2 separate regions of the Homo sapiens genome follow, and region 2 is linked to region 1. The links are chromatin loops, found by intact Hi-C in ENCODE. Cell type or tissue: mesothelial cell of epicardium. All regions are shown on one strand.

Region 1 (5,000 bases):
TATTAATTATAGTTATTTTTTCTGTTATTAAACATTTGCAGAAATTACCATTTCAAATAGTTTGTGGTTTCACTGTAATTTATGTAAACATTTCCCTTTAGCCTCTTCTTTATGCCATTTAATTCTATTTAACCCCACTTTAAATATATTCTGAAACATCTCTAATAATTTCTGAGTGCAATAATATGATAATTGTGGGTAAAAATATAAATGTTTTTATGGTTCTTGACATAAATGCCTAGTTGTTTTCAGAAAGGTTATAAAAATTTATGATACTCTCACCAATAGTTTTTGGGTGTGCTTGTCTCAGAGGACTGTCTCTGGCATTAAGTTGATAGCTATATATATATATGTGTGTGTGTGTGTATAATATTTTATATATATCCATTACATGATATATGTGTGTGTATATGTATACTATTTTATATATATCTACTATATTATATAGGTGTGTGTGTGTATATATATATATATAGAGAGAGAGAGAGAGAGAGAGAAAGAGACAGAGAGGGAAAGGGCTGGAAATTTGCTTCCTTTTGTTATATTGCTCTCTTTGCATGTGTTCAGGGTTCGTTTTTGCCTACATCCTAGGATCTATATTGATATGAAATGCTGACCTAAATTTTTATAACTGTAATAATTATGTTCACTTGAGTTTTCTGCTATATGTTTGCTCACAGTGACATTTCTTGCACTGCCAAGCTAAGTTGACCCTTTGGAAGCCGAGACCCACCAATTCTCTGAAATGGTGAATATCCTATTAGTATCACCAGTGCCTTGGGCCTTGAAAAGCATGCCTTTGTGTTCAACCTTTATGACCCCACATTTATACTCTGTGGAGTACACACAGCTTGATGGCAGTTTTTTGAAGTTCTTGTAGAAACCTAAACATAGGATCTGGAAGGCAAGTCCTCAAGAATCTCTTCTCTCCTTATCTTTTCATCTCCAGATGCCTTTCATGGGTCTTTTGTTTTGCAGGGGTTTTCCAAGACTAGATAGGTGTATATATAGTGCTGCTTTATTGGGGCAGATTGGAGCAGGAAGGAGAAATAATGAGAATGTCATAATAAAGGGTCCTGACCTGGACAGAGGCAGCCCCATCTGGTTCCCCGTCTCTCCTGCATTCCACATATTGGGACCAAGAGCACATGACTTTTCTGCTCCACTGATAATAATGAGTAGACATCTGGACCCAGAGCTTTCATGCAACAATTTGCTCAGGGGTAAGGTGTGCAAGGTCTATGTGCACAGGGACTTGGGGAAGGAAACAGAAACCCCCAAAAGTCAGTGAGACAGCAGAATTTGAAAAGATGGCTCAGCCCTTCACAGCTAAGGCTGAAGCATGGGAGAAAAATTCAGGAAGATGTTTAAATTATCAGAGTATCACTCATGGGCAAGATGAGGACCAGTGTATGCAGGGACACTGTGCTGCAACCTGCTAGGAAAGAATTAGGAGGATTCTAACTGCAGTGTCTGATTGTTGGGAGATGCTAGGACTGGTTAATGTTGGCTAAATGTTGAAACCAAATAAGCACAGAAAACAAAAACAGAGAAAAACAGCTGAAGTTAGGAGGACTGAGTCTCCCCAGCTGCTCTGAGCCCTCAATGAAGAAAGACTTTAGCAGTTCCACAGGCCAGAGAGGGGACAAGGGCTGGGAGTAGATGGTCATATACCCTCCATGGCCCACTTCTGGAAGGAACAGATCAACAGCAGCCTGCCAACCCTTTGCCCTAATGGTACTACCAGTCTGGCAGCTCCTCCTGATTTCCAGCTGGGGTGGGGTCCTGTCAACAGCTAATTAGCATCCTGGAGATCTCTGCCATCATAAGTAGCCACTTCTGGGTTTCTGAGTCTTCTGAAACAGAGGTTGGCCCTGGAAGCCTCTGCCTTCATGACTTGGACTTCCATGTTGCTCTGGGTCTTTGAGGCACTCCTGAATCAGGCTGGGCAGAAGTTCCCAGAATCTTTCATCAACATAAAAAGTCTTTTAGCAAATGACTTCTATGAGCCTTCATTTCAAACTTCTTTAAGCTAACCAATATTAATGGAGCATCTCCGCAGTCTAAGAAGTAACTCCAAGCTTGGGGAACTGACATCATCACATGAAGGTCCTGGACTAGCGCAGGGACTCAGATGAGCTCAATACAGGAAGGTCAGCGGTGCCCCTCTGCAAAAGCATGCATGCTGCAGCGTACACTGGAGTCAGAGAGATATGAGGGGAAATTAACTCCTGAACTGTTTTGCAAGAGGGCTGTAGGCAATGTGCACAACTGAGAGGTCCTGGTGCGGTTCTGATGGAAGCTGGGAAGGCTAGAAGGAAGAGCTGAGGCATTGTAATTTACACATAATGTGACATGAACAGTGCCAACATTACGTTTCTTGCCTCAGAGTCAATCTTCACACTTTCTAAGGAAGAGGCCCTTCCAGGGCATTGGAAGTGAGAGCTGCTCCCTTCAAATGAAAGAGGGAGACCCTTTCTCCCACCTCAACCCCTACCATAAGTGAAGAAGTACCCTGGTTAGGCTCAGAAACAGAATTGAGGACTTGAGGGGAGTGGTTCTTATTGCTGTGTGGTGGCTGACACTCAGTGGCAGGTAGAAGGGGACCTCTCAGTGTTTCATCCAGACCGCTCTTACTCACTGGTGGCAATGGTGAGTAATAAATAAACAACAGTTTTGAGGGGGTGTAGGTGAATCAGTCAAGAATCCTTTCAGCGGCTTGTAGGTTTATCTTTCTCCAGAATAAGAAGTCTGGAAATAGGTAGCTGCTGAATCAATGATTTAGGAGCAGCTACCTAAAAGTCTCTTGTCCCTTCTCTCTTGGTCATGCATGGTTGCCACAGTACACATCACTAAGTCCACAATTAATGCAGAAAAAGGAGGTGGAGGAATAATGCTTTATGTTTCGTTTCTTTTCTTTTTCTTTTTTTCTTTTTTTTTTTTTTTTGAGATGGAGTCTTGCTCTGTTGCCCAGGCTGGAGTGCAGTGGTGTGATCTAGACTCACTGCAACCTCCACCTCCCAGGTTCATGAGATTCTCCTGCCTCAGCCTCCCATGTAGCTGGGATTACAGGTGCCCACCACCACGCCTGGCTAATTTTTTGTGTTTTCAGTAGAGATGGGGTTTCACTGTGTTAGCAAGGATGGTCTTGAACTCCTGACCTCGTGCTCTGCCTTCCTCAGCCTCCCAAAGTGTTGGGATTACAGGCGTGAGCAACCGCACCCAGCCTATGTTCAGTTTCTTACTCCTACCAAAAATATAGGTTGCCCTAGAAACTCAAATGATTTTTTTTAACCTCTAATTATACAGAGTCCGGTCAAAAGTATTCCTGAGTACAAGAAAAGCTGGAAAAGGCAGTATCTGACTCATTAGTCTCTATAGTTTAAGCTAGTAATAGAGATGTGGGTTAGAGTATGGGCTTTGAAAATGGGTTGATCAACCAACCTCATATGTTATATGTCCTTGAGATTGCCTAGATATTTCAGGACAATGTCAAGTTAGAAGGATTTTGCAAGGACCAATATCAATATTTGTATTAGATATAAATGGACTAAACACTCAAATTAAAAATGTTTTGTTATACTGCGTTAAAGAGTCAAGCCTGAGTATATATTGATTAAAAAAGATGGATTTTAAATATAAATACTGATGTGCTAAAAGGAAAAGGAAAAAGAAAAGCTATACCATACAAGCACTAATTGTAAAAATTCTGGAAAAGCTATATTAATATCTGTAAAAGTATTCCTTTCAGGCAATGTATTATGTAGAGATAGAGATTAGACCTCTCCTAAAGATAAGAGGTTAACTCATGAAAACAAAAAATTCTAAATGTATGTTCAACTGACAAAGTTTCAAAGTAGATGAAGAAAATCTGACACAAGAAAAGGCAGACAGAAAAATTTACAATTACAACTTGAGATTTTAATTTTCATTCTCAGTAATTAATGGAACTATTGTACTAAAAATGAGTAGTGATGTATACATTCTGAAGAGTATTATGAAATCACATTCAGTAGTTAAAACTTAGAAAACATGACACTCAGTAGCCACAAAATGGACATTTTAATTGAGAGTACATAGACACAATGTTGTGACAATATTGACCATATATTGAGCCACAAAGTCAATAAATTTCATGGGGTTCACATGACAGAGAGGCTATTCAGGACCACAATGAAATAAAATTAGAAAATCAACAAGAAAAATATATCCAGGTATTTCTCAAATATTCAAAATTTAAGCCAGACATTTCTAAAGAACTCACTAGTCAGAAAATAAATTATAATGAAAATGAGAACACACTTGAACTAAATTATAAACCACATATATCCACATTTGTGGAAGACAGCTAAAACAATACTTTAAAGTATATAACTTTAAAAGTTTACAGTAAAAATAGGACATATTAAAATCAGCAATCTAAGTTTTCACCTAATTAGGTTAACAAGAAAAAATCCACATTAAACAAAGTAGAAAAAAAAAAAAGAGAGAAGCCAAAATCAATGAAACAGATATCAAACAAATGTTAGAGAAAAATTTTTAAAAACTTACTCTTTTGAAAAGATTCAATAAAATTGATAAACTTTCTGTCTGATATAATCAAGAAAAAGGGAAGGAACAGATTATTTATATAGTCATTGAAAAAGGGAGCTATGACTACAGACCTTACAGGTATTAAATGACAAACAGGAGAATGTTATGAACAAATGTATGCCACATTATTTTTTTGCAACATAGAGGAAGGGACACTTTTAAAAACGGTATTTACTAAAACACATAGAAAAGAGTAATAGGGAATTTGACTAGATTTATGTTAGTTAAACAAATTAAATTCCTAATTAAAAATCTTCCCAAAAGAAAGCCCCAGGCTCAGAGGGCTTCACTAGTAAAATCTATCAGGCATTTAAGAAAATAAAATACCAATCCTGCAAAAATTACGTAAAAATAAAGGAAAAGGTACCCTTCCTAACTTAGGAGGTCAGCATAACTCTGATATCGAA
Region 2 (5,000 bases), 210 kb before region 1:
CCTATCTTCTTTGGTGAGGTGTCTGTTCAGATCTTTTGCTCATTTTTAAACCGAGTTGGTTACTTTCTGATTGTTCAGCTTTAAGGGTTCATTGCATACCCAAGTCCTCTATCAGTATGAGTTTTGCAAATATTTTATCCCAGTCTTTGGCTTGTCTTTACATTTTTTAACCGTGTCTTTCACAGAACAGAATATTTTAGTTTCACGGATGTCCACTTACACAATTTGTTCTTTCATGGAGTGTTGCTTTAGGTGTTGTATTTAAAAAATCATCACCAAATCCAAGATCATCTAGATTCTCTCCTATGTCACCTGCTAGAAGTTTTAAAATTTTGAGTTTTATATTTAAGTTTATAATCCATTTTGAGATTTTTGTGACACATGAATTCTGTATAGATCTCCTCTCTTTTTTGCATGTGGAGGCCCAGTTGTTCCAGCACCATTTGTTGAAAACGCTCTTTCTTCATTGAATTGCCTTTGCTCCTCCATTGAAGATAAGTTGACTTCGGTGGATCTCAAGCTAGTCACATGCCTCCAGCAATTCGTCAATTACAGTTTAAGTGTTCCTACAAGAACCGGCTGTGCAAGGGCTTCTGCCCCTGAAATGTTGCTCCCAGTAAGCTGTGATTCTTTGTACCCACCTCTGTCTCCAACTATTGCAGCATCCTTCGCCCGTGACTTCAATCCTCTGAGAGATCTCAGAAGAGTTATTTCTCAGTTTGTTCAGCTTTTTTCTTGTTGTGAGGATGGGAGTGATGGCTACAGGTCATATGGCAATGGAACTTTGAATCTGCTTTTTCTAAGTTGATTTCAAGGGCACACACCCTGTTCCAAATTTTCCCTAGACTAGAGAAAGGGATTATTTTGTTTTTCACTTAGAGGAGGAAGAAACTATCAATCATGAAGTAAGGGCACAATCATGTTTAAACCTCATCTTGCATTGCTTGGCAATGGCCCTGCATCTCTGAAAGTGTGTGTGGTTCTGTGAGGGTGGGGAGTGCTGAAGGTGGGCTCTGCTCTCCTTTTCTAGGGACTTTCTCATATTTGTATAGATTTTGATGGACTTACTAGCAAACCTGCCTTATTTTATAATACACAGCACCACTCCAGATTCATCTTGGAGGTCTCTTTCTGTTCTTCCCTCCCACCCACATGAACACTCAATGCTTACAACTGAGAATATTTCAGAAACCTGCTCCTCTCCTGGTTTGGCAGTTGGTGATTTGGATTCTAAAGCCAAGAATGCTGGGATAAGCTGAAAGATTTATAACTATGAGAGTCCCTGCGAGCGTTGGCTACAAGCACGACGGTAGCCCAACATGCACAGAGGGAAGAATGAATGACAGCAAGATGCACATGTCCAGCCATGACCTGGACAGCTCCTTGCCCCAGCAGCTGGGATCTAGTGCTGCCTCCCTCTGACTCAACTTCTGCCCTGTCTTGGGCTGCTGTTTCTGTCTGATTCTCCTGAACCTCATCCACTGTCCTGGTCCATTGACATCAGGCAGACTATCTTTCCTGCCATTCCCACTGAACTCCTGATGAGGCACTGACTTGATCCCATCTTCCAGATATAAAAACTGATGCATAGCTTGCTTAAGCAAAGCAGGTATTATTCGCAGGCCAGCTGACTAATGTCCACGTTGTGCAGAATGATGCTCCAAAATGTCACTTGCATGGGTCACTAATAACTTAGCTGCATTTCTTAACCCTCACTAAGCGCCAGGCACTATTCTCAGAAACTTGTACATCCCATGTAGTTCAATCACTGCTATGTCCTTGTGTTGTAAGTGCTACCTGCAGCGTATATATTGAAAACAACAACAAACACACAAACCAACTGGAGGCTTCGTGCTGCTAGGTTCCCTGCCCAAGATTATACTGCCAGCAAGCAGTAGCATCTCATTTTGAATCAAATGATCTTACTCAGGAGGATTCCTGACCTGTTGTCCAGAGGAGAGCCGGGAAAGCATCCAGGCCCCCTCTCACCTGCCATGGACTTTCCTCTGCTCCAGTTTCTATGGAATGGTTCTCCAGTTTCTGATCACATGCAGGATGACAGCCCATTCCATGGCTCTGTACTGTGAATGTCTTCCTTGTTTCTCCACCAGACCAGCCTCCTCAACTCTCCCACTTATTCCTTGCTTAAGATCTGGAGAGGGCTTCCTATGTCATTTAAAATTAAGTCTAAATTCTGTATCATAACCTTCCAGGCCCTATGCAGCCCAGACCCTGCTAGCTCTGTCACCTCAGAGAGTAACCACACACCACCCCCTCCCCGCCCTGTCCTCCCATGACATTTCAGCCACGGGCACCTCTCTGTGCTGCAGGTGTGCAAGGCACCTTCTCATGACATGAGTACCCACTTAGCATTTCTCTCCTGATGCCTGCACAACTGACCCCTCAGATTCAGGCCTCAGGTGCCTTTTCTAAGGCAGGTCTCTTATCCCCCAGCTCTGCCCATCCTCTGTTACTGTAGTCTCTTTTCTTTATCTCTAAAACATTATCACAATCTGAAATTATCCTGCCCCACATTCTTGTTTACTTCTTTACCTTCTCTCCACCCTGGAACATGATCTCCAGCAGAGCAGACCCTGCCCGACTGGTTTGCTGGTGTTTGAACAGCCTCTGAACAGCCTCTACCTTAGTGCTCAATGCATAAGTCTGTGAAAAGGTAAGGAATAAGCAAATGCTCATAGCTCTCCCCTGCACAGCAGCACAAAGCACACCTTCCATGCCACAGCCCTCTGACCAGGACATGCAACCCAGGGCGCTGTTCAAAATGAAACGGGGGCTCTTGTTCATAAGTGGTTAGATTTCCAAGCTGGTGTCCACACAGCCTTGAACCAAGCACCAGGCCTTCTCACCTCAGGGCCCCGGACTGCACATCCAGGAAGCCGGCACTGCATCTGAGTCATTTCTTTCCCAGACTAAGCTTCTGGTCCCTTCTTCTTATGACAGCCCCCACAGACATGGGCCTCACACATCCCAAGGTCCCCATCAATCACCCTGTGTGCTCCCCACGGATATGACCCCTTTGTGAATTCCTCCTCACAGTGGTGCTCAGGATATGTCCCATTCCTGGATGTTTGTTCCTCTGTAATTGAGTGGGATGATTAGTCTTCCCCAACCACCCTGGATGGCGCCACTGAGCATTTTATTAACAAAGACTTGGGTTTACTCTGGGATGAACATCAGCATTGGCTGTAGTCAACCTACCAGCAAGTACAACCCCCGTTCACTCACACTTTAAGCTATTAACAAGTTCAGTCCTTTGAAGCTGACTACCTGTTAGCACTGAGTGCAGAACATTGCCACAAGTAAAATTATTTTTGTTAATTTTTATACATCAAGGACCTTTGGACTTTTGTAGCTTTCATTGGCGTGTTGGCTCGATGACTCCGCTAATTTAGACGATTTCACTTGATACTTCATCCAGATCATGTATACAAACACTGAGTATCAAGAGGATATTCCTTTGAATACAAAAGTTTTTGTTTTTATCTTCAAGAGATCTTAAGGAAGCTGAAACCAATACCCGTGCTTTTCCTGAACACCCACTGAGTTCCAGGTCACCAGACGCACTCAGGATGAGGGTCCCTGCCGCTGAAGGTCCTGCGGGAGCTGGAGAGATGAGTCGCGGAGGGGAGCAGCAGCTGAGCCGGCCTTGGGTGCGCGGGGACCGCATGTGGAGATGCTGTGCGGGTGGAGTTGGCACGCGCTGGACTGCTCCAAGGAAGGCAGGCTTTTGGTGTTGGCTGCTGATCAGGAAGCCTGACCGGAGGATGTTGTGCTTGGTGGGTTTGAACAGGCTGTCCTCAGGGGCATCTAGGAGAGGGGAAGGCAGGCTCTCCAGGCAGGGATGCCGGGGAGGAGGAAAGAAGGTGTGGGCTGTGTGTAGGGGAGAGTGAGGGCCGACGTGGCAGAATCAGAAGTCAGGTTGCTGATTTAAACCTGGGCAGTTCTGGAGCAGCAAGGAGTGAAACACCTGCAGGTGCGGTCTCCGCGACGGTCCTCTTAAGCAGATGCTGTGGGTTAGGTTCCAGAGGAGCTTGGCATAGGCTGGGGCAGGTGGGAGGATCAGGAGGACAATGCTCGGGCCAGCGGGGCTCAGGTATGTTGAGGACAAACATCCTCATTTTGCCAGTTGCCCCGGGCTGGCTTCGGATGTAAGTGTCCCTCTGGGGAAGATTCGTTCATACTCCGGGACCACTTTCTGCACTTCTGTGTCCATCTCCCAGTTATGTAGCAGAGTGAGGGGCTCTCAAGAAGAGCCGTGCATCAGTGTGTGCCCGGGACTGCAGATGTCAGGAGCAGAGGCCCCAACGTTACCTGCAGCTCTTCCACAGATGGCCCTGGAAAGGACACATCGGCTAAGCCCCTCAGCCTACTCTCCCACTTGTCCCCTCCTGCCTGCCCTCCCTACAGCCTGCAGGGGCCCACAGAAAGCTCTGTCAGTTCAGAGGGGTGCCATCCGTCTGGGAGCTCCACGCCCGGGGGGCTGCCGGCTTCCCTGAGGGCTGGAGGTGCTGAATCTCTCTCATTCAGCATTAGCTTTTCGTAACATTTTGCTGTCTTTGTGCAAACACACTATCAGCCTACCTGTGCCTGACAAGGGATCTAGCTCCTGTTTTCTGCCTGCGCTAGGAGGCTTGGCATCCCTCGGGCTGCTGTGACACCCTCCCCACAGCCACACTCCCTTCCTCCCGCCATCGCTGGCAGCTACAGCAGAACCGGGAGCTTGGGCCCTACACCCAGCAGCACGGGCCTGGCTTTCCGCAGCCGTGTGAGCCTCAGGAGCTGTGGTGCGGCCCCTGAGGACTGCCTTTCTCAGACAGTGTCTTAGGCAGATGGAAAGCTCCAGAGAGCCAGGCCAGTCCCCATGGGGGGTCTCCCTGGCTGCCTCGAGGCCTGGTGCACACGGAACCGTGTTTAACATCCCAGGAGACAGGCAAAGCCATGGGAAACCAGCTTGGTAGTTTTTGAATCGTGCGGTCCAT

What was found. A loop is a pair of places that touch in the nucleus more often than their neighbours do. Peaks named below come from ENCODE experiments on the same cell type or tissue, not always from the same donor. Only the 100,000 strongest peaks of a DNase experiment are listed, where the experiment ranks them.
Region 2: it touches region 1 in a loop (7-fold over the local background); 1 of 110 quality-filtered maps calls a loop at or near these places.

Annotation. Positions count from the first base shown.
Region 1 is chr11:134,812,966-134,817,965 of GRCh38, forward strand. No RefSeq gene overlaps it. Among named protein-coding and RNA genes, the nearest start is that of LINC02714, 80 kb to the left of the region's middle. In mesothelial cell of epicardium, no CTCF peak of the experiment used is centred here; no DNase peak of the experiment used is centred here.
Region 2 is chr11:134,605,845-134,610,844 of GRCh38, forward strand. No RefSeq gene overlaps it. Among named protein-coding and RNA genes, the nearest start is that of LINC02706, 100 kb to the right of the region's middle. In mesothelial cell of epicardium, no CTCF peak of the experiment used is centred here; a DNase peak (open chromatin) is centred at 2,621.